Regions from separate parts of the Mus musculus genome. Here region 1 is linked to region 2. Evidence: chromatin contacts called from ENCODE Hi-C data. All regions are on one chromosome and are shown on one strand. Each heading gives the region's core, a stretch centred on a gene start or an enhancer-like site at or near the end of the contact. The rest is flanking DNA. Distances are from core to core; before and after follow the strand shown.

Region 1 (5,538 bases), core at 1,083-3,582, about 26 Mb after region 2:
GTGGTGTGGAGGTAGGGAAGACGGTCGGAGGCTGGCTACTACCGCAGGAGTAGTGCTGGTATAGGACTATAGTCTCAGATACCCAGGAGACTGAGGATTGAATGTTCAAGGCCAGCCTGGTCAGCAGTACAGTTCTTGACTGGTATGTTCAGTCTCCAGTAAACACACACACACACACACACACACACACACACACACACACACACACACACACACACTCACAAATACATCCAGGTCCAGGATCTCCTGGGTATACTATAGTGAAAGTCATTTTAGGGAGAGGGGACCAAGGGGGCCTCACAGCAGAACTAGCCAGTAAGGGAGATGAGGGAAGGAGGGAAGGAGGAGAGCGCACTGCTGCCTACATAATGGCGGAGCTGAGGGGCTCTGTTGTGTTTCTGAAATTCCTTCCTGTTCCTAGAACTTTTTATAATCTACCTACAAGAAAGAAAACATGCTGTTTTCTCTGTGTGTCTGTCTCTGTGTCTTTCTCTGTGTGTCTCTCTATCTTTTTCTGTCTCTGACTCTCTCTCTTTCTCTGTGTGTGTGTGTGTGTGTGTCTGTCTGTCTGTCTGTCTGTCTGTCTGTCTGTGTCTGTGTGTCTGTCTTGACTGGACCCAGAGCCTCACCCATGCTAGGCAAGCATTCTACCATTGAGTCACACCCCAGCTCTTCCCCTTTCTGTCAGTTCCTAAAAGTGTGGCCACATTTTGACCCTGCAGGTGACAGTCCCCTCCAGTGTTTCTCACTGTCCCCTGCCTTCCTCTGCGCATCTGCCCATGAGTGCTTCCATGCCCAGGCGTCTCACAGAGGAGGGGATGGTAGGATTGAAGGAACAGAGGTTCCTGGAGAAAAGTGAGCTCAGAATGCTACCCAGCGAGTGAGGAGTCTATTGGCTGCTCCTTGTTCCAGATCCCAACCAAGGTAGGAAAGGACTGGAGGTGAGCCACAGGCTCGGCAGCTTCCACGAGATGCCCAGCTGCCAGTATGTTCCTAATGTTGGCACCGGAATGAATAGGTGAGAAGTCAGGGCAAGTCAGGTAGAGCTGGCTGCTGGCTTTACAGGCCTCCAGGCTTTTCTCCCTGTGTGTGGGGTTGCACCGAGGCCAGGCTCTTCAGTGTCTGAAGGAGTGGTTATGTGTGTGTGTGTGTGTGTGTGTGTGTGTGCGTGTGTGTATGTGTGTATGTGTGTTCCCATGTGCGCACCTCTCTGTGGTCCTGGGTGATGCTTGCTGTCTCTCTAATGCAGCTAACTCACTACCTGCCGTGCTTACCTTGGGCTCCCCTGAGTGGGAGGAAGAGGAGGAGGAGATGGATCTTCGGGCTCTCAGGGAGTTGAGGCCCTTCTCCAACCCGGAACTGGGGCTGACAGATGCCCTCCAGTGCCTCAACAGCAATGACTGGTGAGGAGAGGCCTTCATTCTATGTCCTGTGGCTTGGTTTGTGTGGGGGTGATATTTAGGAGGGCTACAGAAGATGTCCTGCCCCCAGCTTCCCTGTTCCCTCATCCCTAGGGTCTGTTGCCAAGGAAGAATGTGTGTGTGTGTGTGTGTGTGTGTGTGTGTGCATTCATGCATGCACATATCTAGGTTCATATGTTTGGTAGCTCTAGCTACTTGTATATGCTCTGGGCCCTTCCAAGTCTGCCTGTGTGCTGGCCTGTGACATGTTAGAGCCAGGCATGGTTGGTAGGAATCTGACTACAGAACAAAGAGAAGGTCAGAGCTCTATTTCTCTAAATCAAGTTTGTTCATTTATGTGTTTTAAAACAGGGTCTCATGTCTCCCAGACTGTCCTTGAACTCAGTGAGAATGGCCTTGAACTTCTGTTCCCTCTGCCTCTGCCTCCTGAGTGCTGGGATGACAGCCATGTGCCACCACGTGCAGTTTATGCAGTGCTAGGGACCAAACCCATGACCTTGTGCATGCTAGGCAAGCATTCTCCTAGCAAAGATATAGCCCCATCTAAGTCAAGCTTAAAACAAGGGCTTCTCCCCACCCCACCTCCCCATGATGCAAATGAGACAAATGGTCTTAGTCACTAGTGAAGTAGTGACTGGTGACCTAGAACACTTCCAGAAGCCTTCCAATCTTTAGCCCCCATTTTAAGTAACTTCTTGGCATTGTCTATCTTGTATCAAAGACCCAAACAGATCCTGGGTGGCCAGACTGGAGGGCCAGCCAAGAGTCCATAAAACAGCTTGCATTGCCACCAGCTAGCTAGGATTCCTAGAAACCCTGCTTATGAGGCCTTGAAATCCCACCCTGCTGGGAGCTGTCTGCAGAGAAACAGGCCACCTCCCTCCTCCCCTCCTGTGACAAGCCTGGCCTTGCTTCTCAGGCAAATGAAGGAGAAGGGCCTGGTGAACATCCAGCGCCTGGCAGCTTGTCACTCGGAGGTCCTCGGTACACGGCTGCACGATGTGTCCTTGGCAGTGACTGCGGAGGTGAGGCCTACACACAGCTTCTGTACTTCGTCCCCTCCCCTAATCCATACACACCCTTTCCCTGTCTTAGCTGTTCAGGTGAGTTACACAGCAGCCGGTGACTCTCTGGAGCCTGTCTCTGCTTATTCATCAGCTTCCAGCCTCTGAGGTGGGAGTTACCCATCCCTCAGATGCCAGCACTAAGAACTGGGCTTTCTTTATCTTGTAATCTTTGGGAGTTGAAACATTTGGAGCTGTGCGCTCCCATTTGTCACTGTCCATTGTCTTCTGTGCTTGCAACATCGAAGGAAGGATGGAGTCCTCTGTCTGGGTTGATGCTCAACCTCAGGGCTGGCATAGCATTTCCCAAGGCTTGGATGTCAGCCTAGGTCCTGCCCTGAAAGACAGTAACATGAGCTTGATTCCAGTAGATGCCACTCTACAGCCTTGGGGAACGAACTGTCCTAGCGAGGGTGGGAGGGTTGTGATGCAGAGGACATCGTGTGGACCCTTGGCTGGAGCATGTCATGTGTTTGAGGGTTGGTTTCTGCCTCTGCAGCAGGAGTGTGGTGTGAGGAGTGGAGTGGGCCATTTCTGTGAACGTACTGCATTAGTTCTTTCTCCACCACTGTGGCAAAACTCTAGAGAGAAGCACCCGGAGGAAAAATTTATTTTGGCTCACGGTCTCAGGGGGATTTCAGCCCGTCATGGCAGGGGAGACGTGGCAACTGGGAATGCTTCTGTGTGGGCATGGTGATAGGAGTGTACTGTGCACCTTGTTCACACAATGGGCAAAGACAGCTAGCAGAGAGCCCAGTGGAGATAGGAGCCGGGCTAGAGCGTCAAAGGGCTGCCATGGTGACCTACTTTCATTGGTTAGGCTCCACCTCCTGAAAGTTGTTCATCTTCCTAAGGCAGCATCACCAACTCAGGGACAAGTGTTCATAGCATGGACTTGTGGGGGACATGTACAAACGTCAGACAATGTTGAAAATGGAATTATTAGTTCCAATGATAGTAAAGTAGGTGCGATAATGACGGCATGGGCTGTTCTGCCCAGAGATGCTGAAGGATTTTTTTTTAACTCTAGTGTGGCAAAGGATGAGAACAGAGCTTTGGTATACGTGAGGAAGTAGCAGAGGGGGCCACACAGTGTTTTTAGGGCACTTGGGAAGGTACAGCTGACCTGGAGGCCCCTTCTCCTCTCTCTCCAAGGTCACCAACCTCCGTTCCAAGGTATCCCGCCTGGCCATCAGCACCCTGGGAGACCTCTTCCGAGTTTTGAAGAAGAACATGGACCAGGAGGCTGAGGAGATTGTCCGCTGCCTTCTGCAGAAGATGGGGAACACCAGCGAGTTCATTCAGCGGGCAGCCAACCGGGCTCTGGGTGCCATGGTGGAAAACGTGACCCCTGCCCGTGCACTGGTGGCCCTCACATCTGCGGGTGTCTAGTATGTGCTGTTCCTGTGTGTGTGTATGTGTGTGTGTGTGTGTGTGTGTGTGTGTGTGTGTGTGTGTGTGTGGACACTGGTAGCCCTCACATCTGCAGGTGTCTTGTATGTGCTGTCTGGGTATGTGTGTCAGGGGAGAGGTACCGGCATATGGAATGAGCAGAGAAGGATGGGAGAGAGGACAGGGAGGAAGGAAACAGAAACTGCTGCTCTTGAGGGTCTTTTGGGATGCTGTGTGTGTGTGTGTGCGTGTGTGTGTCTCTCTCTGTGTGTGTCTGTGTTTCTGTGTGTGTATATGTGTCTGTGTGTGTCTCTGTGTGTGTCTGTGTGTGTGTGTGTATGTGTCTGTTTGTCTGTGTCTGTCTCTGTGTGTGCGTGCACGTGTGCGTGTGCACGCATCTGCATCTGTGTATGTCAGCATGCTGAGGCATCTTCCCAGGCCTCACTGAAAGCGCCTTACACATTTAGCAGAGGGAGCAAACCCCTGTATCCTGCAGGCTCCTGCTACCCTTCCTAGGCAGTCTTCAGAGAATGGGGTAAGCATGGCTGGAAGGAGAGGGTGCTGTTGTTCTGTTTCGGCTGGGAAAGTGCATGGTGGTCATGGTAACGCTTGGGAGACAGGGCTGTAGAAGCAGCCTCAGCTGTGCCCTTGAGGCTCCTGCCCCTCTCAGGGGAGCTGTGTTTCTTTCTGATGAAAATGTGGACCAGGAACAAAACTGACGTCTCTCAGGGGGAGGAGGTGAGCTACTGATAGACCTAGATTTACTTCCCCTCAAGTTAAAACCAAATCAGTAGCAAAACCAAAGGCATTTCCCAAGCCTTTGCTTCCACAAAAGAGAACGCCTCCCTACTTCTGCAAGCCACTTGTCACACAGAGGCATGCACCCCTCAGCCTACCTAGAGCCCACCGCACCAGTCGGCAGACCCTGGCTATTGTACCAGGAACTGTTGCAAAGTATCGGCTGCTCCTGAGCGCCACGACCTGGGTTCTCTGGGTCTGTCCTTCCTCAGAGGATGGAGATAATAATGGTGTTTCTCCCCTGCAGTGGTTCTGAGGTGCCAATCACTAGCTTCATGAGACAGCCTCTAGAACAGTGCAGGCTTTAGCTAACATTGTTGAACCCTGGCTGTGGTTGAATGAACCGGGGGAGAAACGATCCCTTTGCTCGATCCTTTTCTCTGTGCCTCAGCTTTTTCTCCTGTAGTATGATGGTGGCGGCAGCTCATGGTTGGTGGTAGATGATGGGTAAGGTGAGCCTGACATGGCACCTAATAGAGGGTGTGACAATGATCACTGACCACAAGGACCAGGGTAGACTGTCTTCAAATGCCTGGGTTCGAGTCTCTGAGTCTCTTTGCTTATGTGTCGATTCTGCTTTAGATCCAATGTGTGGATTTGTGGGTCACACTGAGTAGGGAGGGCTCTGGTTGTTCCCCCACTATGTGCACAACAGTGGGGAACACCGTGAACATTTCTGTGTGGAGTGTGTCAGTGCTGCCTGCCGGTCTGTAGGCACAGAAGCCTTGTTTTGAGAGAGGCAACACTTTAATGGGTTTCTTTTACCAGAGGTCAGGTTCCACCCATTCAATGGCCAAAAGTCTACCCAACTGTCACCAAGCATCACTCAAGTGCTTAGCACCAGCAGGGGCCTGGGAGAGGCA
Region 2 (6,146 bases), core at 3,175-5,674:
TGGACACTGGGGAAAAATTCCTAAACAGAACAGCAATGGCTTGTGCTATAAGATCAAGAATTGACAAATGGGACCTCATGAAATTGCAAAACTTCTATAAGGCAAAAGACACTGTCAAACACAAAAAGGCCACCAACAGACTGGGAAAGGATTTTTACCAATCCTAAATCTGATAGGGGACTAATATCCAATATATACAAAGAGCTCAAGAAGCTGGACTCCAGAAATTCAAATAACCCCATTAAGAAATGGGGTACATAGCTAAACAAAGAATTCTCAAGTGAGGAATACCGAAGGGCTGAGAAGCACCTGAAAAAATGTTCAACATCCTTAATCATCAGGGAAATGCAAATCAAAACAACCTTGAGATTCCACCTCACACCAGTCAGAATGGCTAAGATCAAAAATTCAGGTGACAGCAGATGCTGGCGAGGATGTGGAGAAAGAGGAACACTCCTCCATTGCTGGTGGGATTGCAAGCTTGTACAACCACTCTGGAAATCAGTCTGGCGATTCCTTAGAAAATTGGACATAGTACTACCAGAAGATCCAGCAATACCTCTCCTGGGCATATGTTCCAATTGGTAAGAAGGACACATGCTCCACTATGTTCATAGCAGCCTTATTTATAATAGCCAGAAGCTAGAAAGAACCCAGATGTCCCTCAACAGAGGAATGGGTACAAAAAATGTGGTACATTTACACAATGGAGTACTCCTCAGCTATTAAAAACAATGAATTTATGAAATTCTTGGGCAAATGGATGGATCCTTAGTGAGGTAACCCACTCACAAAAGAACTCACATGATATGCACTCACTGATAAGTGGATATTAGCCCAGAAACTTAGAATACTCAAGATACAAGGTGCAAAACAGAAGAAAATCAAAAAGAACGAAGACCAAAGTGTGGATACTTCATTCCTCCTTAGAATAGGGAACAAAACACCCATGGAAGGTGTTACAGAGACAAAGTTTGGAGCTAAGACGAAAGGATGGACTATCCAGAGACTACCCAACCCAGGGATTCATCCCATAATCAGCCACCAAACCCAGACACTATTGCACATGCCAGCAAGATTTTGCTGTAAAGACCCTGATATAGCTGTGTCGGGTGAGGCTATGCCAGTGTCTGGCAAATACAGAAGTGGATGTTCACAGTCATCTATAGGATGGAACACAGGGCCCTTGCTGGTGTGTCACCCAACTTCCCTATTTTCTTCTGTATAAAAAGTTTGATGCTCGATTTGACAAATTACATTCAGATTCTACACAACGTCTCCTGTGTGCATCTGTCTGTCATTCCATACGACGCTTTGCCCACCCGAGACTGGAGACCCGTTCCACACAGACAAAGGGGCCCAGAGGGTCTGCGGCAATGGCCTAGTTGGCCATCATTGGGAAGAGAGACCCAGTTTGGTCTTGCAAACTTTATATGCCCCAGTACAGGGGAATGCCAGGGCCAAGAAATGGGAGTGGGTGGGTAGGGGAGCAGGGTGGGAGGGAGGGTATAGGGAACTTTTGGGATAGCATTTGAAATGTAAATAAAGAAAATATGTAATAAAAAAAGGATTTATTTATTTATTTATTTATTTTACGTATATGAATACACTGTAGCTGTAGATGGTTGTGAGCCATCATATGGTTGCTGGGAACTGAACTCAGGACCTCTGCTCACTCAGGCCCCTACTCGCTACTGCCCAAAGATTTATTTATTATTAAACATAAGTATACTGTAGCTGTCTTCAGACACACCAGAAGAGGACATCAGATCTCATTACAGGTGGTTTTGAGCCATCATGTGGTTGGCTGAGATATTAACTCAGGACCTTCAGAAGAACAGTCAGTGCTCTTAACTGCTGGCTCACCAGCCACAGAAAAAAAAAAAAAAAAAAAAAAAACAGAAAAAAAGGACATCTTACCTGGCCCTCAACAAACTGGAGGTGGAAAAAGTCAATGTTAAAAACACTACTTTATGACAGACAAAATTATTCACTGGCATGTACCTGCCATTCTCCTCACAAAGTTCACATACATTTATATATTTTCTCAAAACAAGAACAAAAAATTTCCTGACTATCTACCTTGAAGCAGGTCTTCTATACTTCTGGAGAGAGAATCAAAGAAGAAACTTGAGACTCTGGTTCAACACAGTTCCTCTCTGGCAGGCATCCTACTCACAACAGCCCAGGATCCACAGCTCCTCTACCTCATCAGTCAGCGCCCTGTCTACCTACTCCAATCTCTAAAAACCATTTCACCAGAGTACCCAAAGTATAGCCCAATCCCCAGACATCCTGCCACGCGAGCTCACAGACCTAAGAGTCATAGATGAATGCACTTGAGCACTTTACTTTTAGGCTTTTTCTACAATGAACTTGAATTGCCTGTCTTCTACATAAAACCCTCCACTCCATCTTCTCTCCCACTGCTAACTGGTAGCATACCCACCTAGCATACTTTAAGTCCTGGATTAGATTCCCATAAGACTTTACACATGACAGTACACACCTCTTATGCCAGAACAGGAGAGGTAGAAGCAGGAGGATCAGATGTTAAGGGTCACTCTCATCTACATAGCAAGTTCAAAGTCAATCTAAGCTACATAAGACCCTATCTCAGACAGACAGACATCGACACACAGACACACACACACACTCTGCTGGGTTTTGGCCATTATAGAGGAATCCTGATGTTACTTGATTTTGTGACTCTGCTTCTTCCTCAGAAGCCAACTCTTCTAGTTTAAATTGTCTTAGTGCATGCAAGTCCCTTTTCAGTGCCTCCATTTGTAACTTTGGTAAAGTTTTTCAAAACTTCAACGCATCTTCAACCAAATACATACAACAGGTACCTATCCTACAAGATTCATTCCCAAACATCACCAAGAAACCTGCTTCATACTAGAATGCCAAAGCCTGGTCCTACTATACTGCTGTCTGATGAAGACAACAGCAACTCATTTTTTTTACTGAAAGCCTACTAATGTACCCAGCTGCGTTCACAATGTTCCAAACTGGCAACTCGTTTCAAGAGCTTAAATACAATTATTTATTTGTCTTATAAAAATGAGTAATCTGAGGCTCTCAGAAGTAACTCAGCCGGAGCCACACAAAAGTGCTTGTGAAAACAAAGCTGTAGTAAATGAAAAATAGGTGCCACCAAACCACTAAACAACTAACTCTCAACGGGACGACCAACGAATGGGCCAGGAGGACTCTAAGAAGTGTTCTCAGCTAAGTTTGGAGCATGTTCAGAAAGATGCCAAAGCAATAAGGAGCTATCTCAAGAACGCACAAGACAGACGGAAAGGTGCTCATACATTCGGCGCACTCGATTAAATGCACGTTAACTTAATTTCTATTTTACTTCCTTCCTTCTGCTGTTCCGCTCACCGTGACATAATCTACAACATTTCTGGACGCAAACACCACCGTAGGTAAGTTTGTCCTAACTGGCTTCTATCCCGGCAAGGGTGGCGTGACTGGAAAGGTAAGAGAAAGGACCCAGGTCCTAAGATAAGCAGAGAGGTGCAGACGTAAACGGGCAGCCTGTCCGGCTGTAAAGAAGTCACGGAAAAAACAAAGTTGCAGCCACAACGGCTTCTAACAGAGCGAAGCGCTGTGCACGAGCTGAGATCGAAAGGAGCTGGAGAAACACCAGGCTCCGGGGGAGGTCCGGTCGGCGGCCACCGGGCTGCAGAAGACACCGAGGGGGCGCGTCCCTAACTGATCAAATAAGTGATCAAGGGCCTAGCAAATGCCAAGCGAGGAGCGCCGGGCGACAAGTCGCGACCTCGCCCCCGGGGTGAGCCAGGTGACCCGAGCCCGCACCCATGCACCGCGAGGGTCCCCGGGGTCCGCGCAGTCGCCGCCCCGCACCGCAGACCCCCGCGGGACAGCCACGGCTCCCGGAGCTTCCCCGCGCGTGCGCACACGCTACCAGAGCCGGCGGAGGGCTGCGGACGGCGGGAAAAGCTGCCTCACCTCCGTGTTCCTCCACACTCCCCCTTTGATCATAATCCGGGGCATCTTAGCGGCAGAGTGTCCCGGCAAGGGAGCCGAGGAGAGCTTCGAGAAAGTAGTAACGGCGCTCCGGGCACGGGACGCAAAAGGCCACTTCCTCCCAAGAGCGACCTTCTGCTTTGAAGAGCTCTGCGCAGGCGCGGCGTGGGCAGCCCCGGGAAATCTCGCGAGATCTTAGCGGCCGAAGGCAAAAGACGCGGGCGGCCAGGCTGCAACCTTAAGACTGATGGAGACTAATCAAACCGCAGGTGCCAAGGCGCCCGACGTGTCGCGCGCAGGTCCGAGACTAGGGTGAAGGAAAACAAAACTCTCGCGAGATGCCAGAGTTGGAACTTGACCGGGAACGCAGTGAAGGGATTGGTCCTGACGTCACGCGGAGGGCAGTGCCGGGGGTGGGGAATAAATGTGAGGGGTGTGGCGTTCCTCAGCACGCTTGGTCCCCAGGGAGCGCTGTTTGTTTGTTTGTTTGCTTGTTTGTTTGTCTGTTTGTTTAACGGAGCGCTGCGCTGGGCATCCCGGCGACCGACGAGGACTTCGCTGAGTCCTCGGGGAGATGCAAACGAGTCCGTTCTCTTTCTAGGAGCTCCAACTCGCAGCGCCAAGCGCCGAGGATGCCGGACGGACTCAAGATCCTAACTCTAACCTGAGGGACTGAGCGACTGCTCGCCCCAAAGTGTTCGCTCTCCTTCCTGGAAGAGCCACAAGGGGTTCGAGGCGACGCCCTAGGGACCCTTGGGAAGCGTCACGTCAGCCGCTTTCCCTCATCCCTCGCTGTTGGGTGTCTGTGGAACAAACTCGGTGAGTTGCGGGAGTCTCGCCCCTGGAATCCGGGGTCGTCCTCTGAAGAGTGGAACAAACAACTTGTTCATCAAATCAGAGGGCGGCTGCGAGTCCACAAAGTCTCGGTGAAGTGGAAATTGTCAGACTCTCTGCCATCTCCTCTCTCTTTTCCCACGCAGATTTCTCCACTATTCCAGAGCAATTAATTACTTGGTGTCACCCCAGGTCCCTAGGGAAAGATTTTATTCCGTGCATAGCGGCTCTGGTTTGTTGTCACTGTTCATGCTTCCGTTTGCCCCTTCTAGAAGACATGACGGATTTTCCGATTCGATTTTTGTTACGATTTTTTTCCTTGAAATAGGAAATTGTATCAAAATATCACTGCTTTCAGTTGAGAGGGAGGTAGTGTAGTGTTATGAAGAACACTTGGGTTTAGTGACCTACAATCTCATTTCACTCCTGTCATCTGACAGGATGACAGGTTAACAAGCCATTTTCTGCCTCTGGTACTCTTTGCAATGCTCTCTTGTAAAGATGTGTAACCATTACCTCCTGCCAACATCACTTAGTTGTATGGTTTTTATCCCACACACCCAGGTCACACACCATTTGGTTGACCAGATCAAAGCAAATCTGAACACTCCTCTCTGGGGATCTTAACGCTAGGATCCAAAAGAGGTCAGTGTTTCTGCTAGCTGATAAGCCTCTAACCTACCAATTGTGTGGCACCTAACAATTGTATTTTGAACTACATGGTCCCTGGATCTAGAACATTCCCAAGTCGTAACTACTTCCATATCCCCCTTTTGGATTTAGTCATTGAAGTTAGCTTTCCATTATTTGTAATCGAGAGGCCTAATAAATCCACAGTTGAACCAGTCCTCTTTCACATAGGCTATTCCAAAGGATCATGACAGTGACTTCTTCCACTCAACATTCTGTCATCTTTATGCTAACTTTAAAAAAGGTATCTCTTCCTTAAAACATGTTAATGTCACCTGCTAGAAAATTGTTACAAAGGATTGGTATTTTGACAACAGAACATACTTCATCAACCTATTGAGATCTATCCTTGTCTGTGGTGTGGATTCAAGTCAGATGCTCCAATATTGCCCCTTTTATTATGTGAATTAGTCCTCCAAGTGCCATGTAGGCCCCTCTCTGCACAGCAGCCCTGGCAACTGTCTTTGAACATAGGTGGTGTGTCCTTAGGATGCAGTATCTGAGATTAGCGCCCCATATCCAGAAACAAAGAGATAGGTTCCACATCTTCCTCACTCAGCCAACATACATTTTCCCAAATGTCCCTCAGAAAGTCAGTTGCATGGGAAACTCTATAAATA

Evidence for each region. Hi-C counts contacts between places; a loop is a spot of excess contacts on that map.
Region 1: a loop to region 2 is called in a map of T-helper 1 cell, with 74 times the contacts of the local background. The contact joins the enhancer-like site here to the promoter of B230354K17Rik in region 2. A Hi-C loop is called at or near these places in 4 of 37 maps with a recorded cell type or tissue (T-helper 1 cell, T-helper 17 cell and regulatory T cell).

The regions. Positions count from the first base shown.
Region 1 is chr17:71,703,439-71,708,976 of GRCm38, forward strand. It overlaps Togaram2 (TOG array regulator of axonemal microtubules 2), which reads left to right. Exons shown (of 20, transcript NM_177087.4): 11 at 1,250-1,403; 12 at 2,341-2,446; 13 at 3,641-3,876. Among named protein-coding and RNA genes, the nearest start is that of Togaram2, 33 kb to the left of the region's middle. Within about 2 kb of position 2,333, at least 2 of the 3 ENCODE cell types and tissues checked have a DNase peak (open chromatin) inside an H3K27ac peak, as active enhancers do.
Region 2 is chr17:45,429,407-45,435,552 of GRCm38, forward strand. B230354K17Rik (RIKEN cDNA B230354K17 gene) reads left to right here and starts at 4,425. Exons shown (of 3, transcript NR_130961.1): 1 at 4,425-4,821. It overlaps Cdc5l (cell division cycle 5-like (S. pombe)), which reads right to left and starts at 4,301. Exons shown (of 16, transcript NM_152810.2): 1 at 3,985-4,301. The coding sequence starts at 4,029.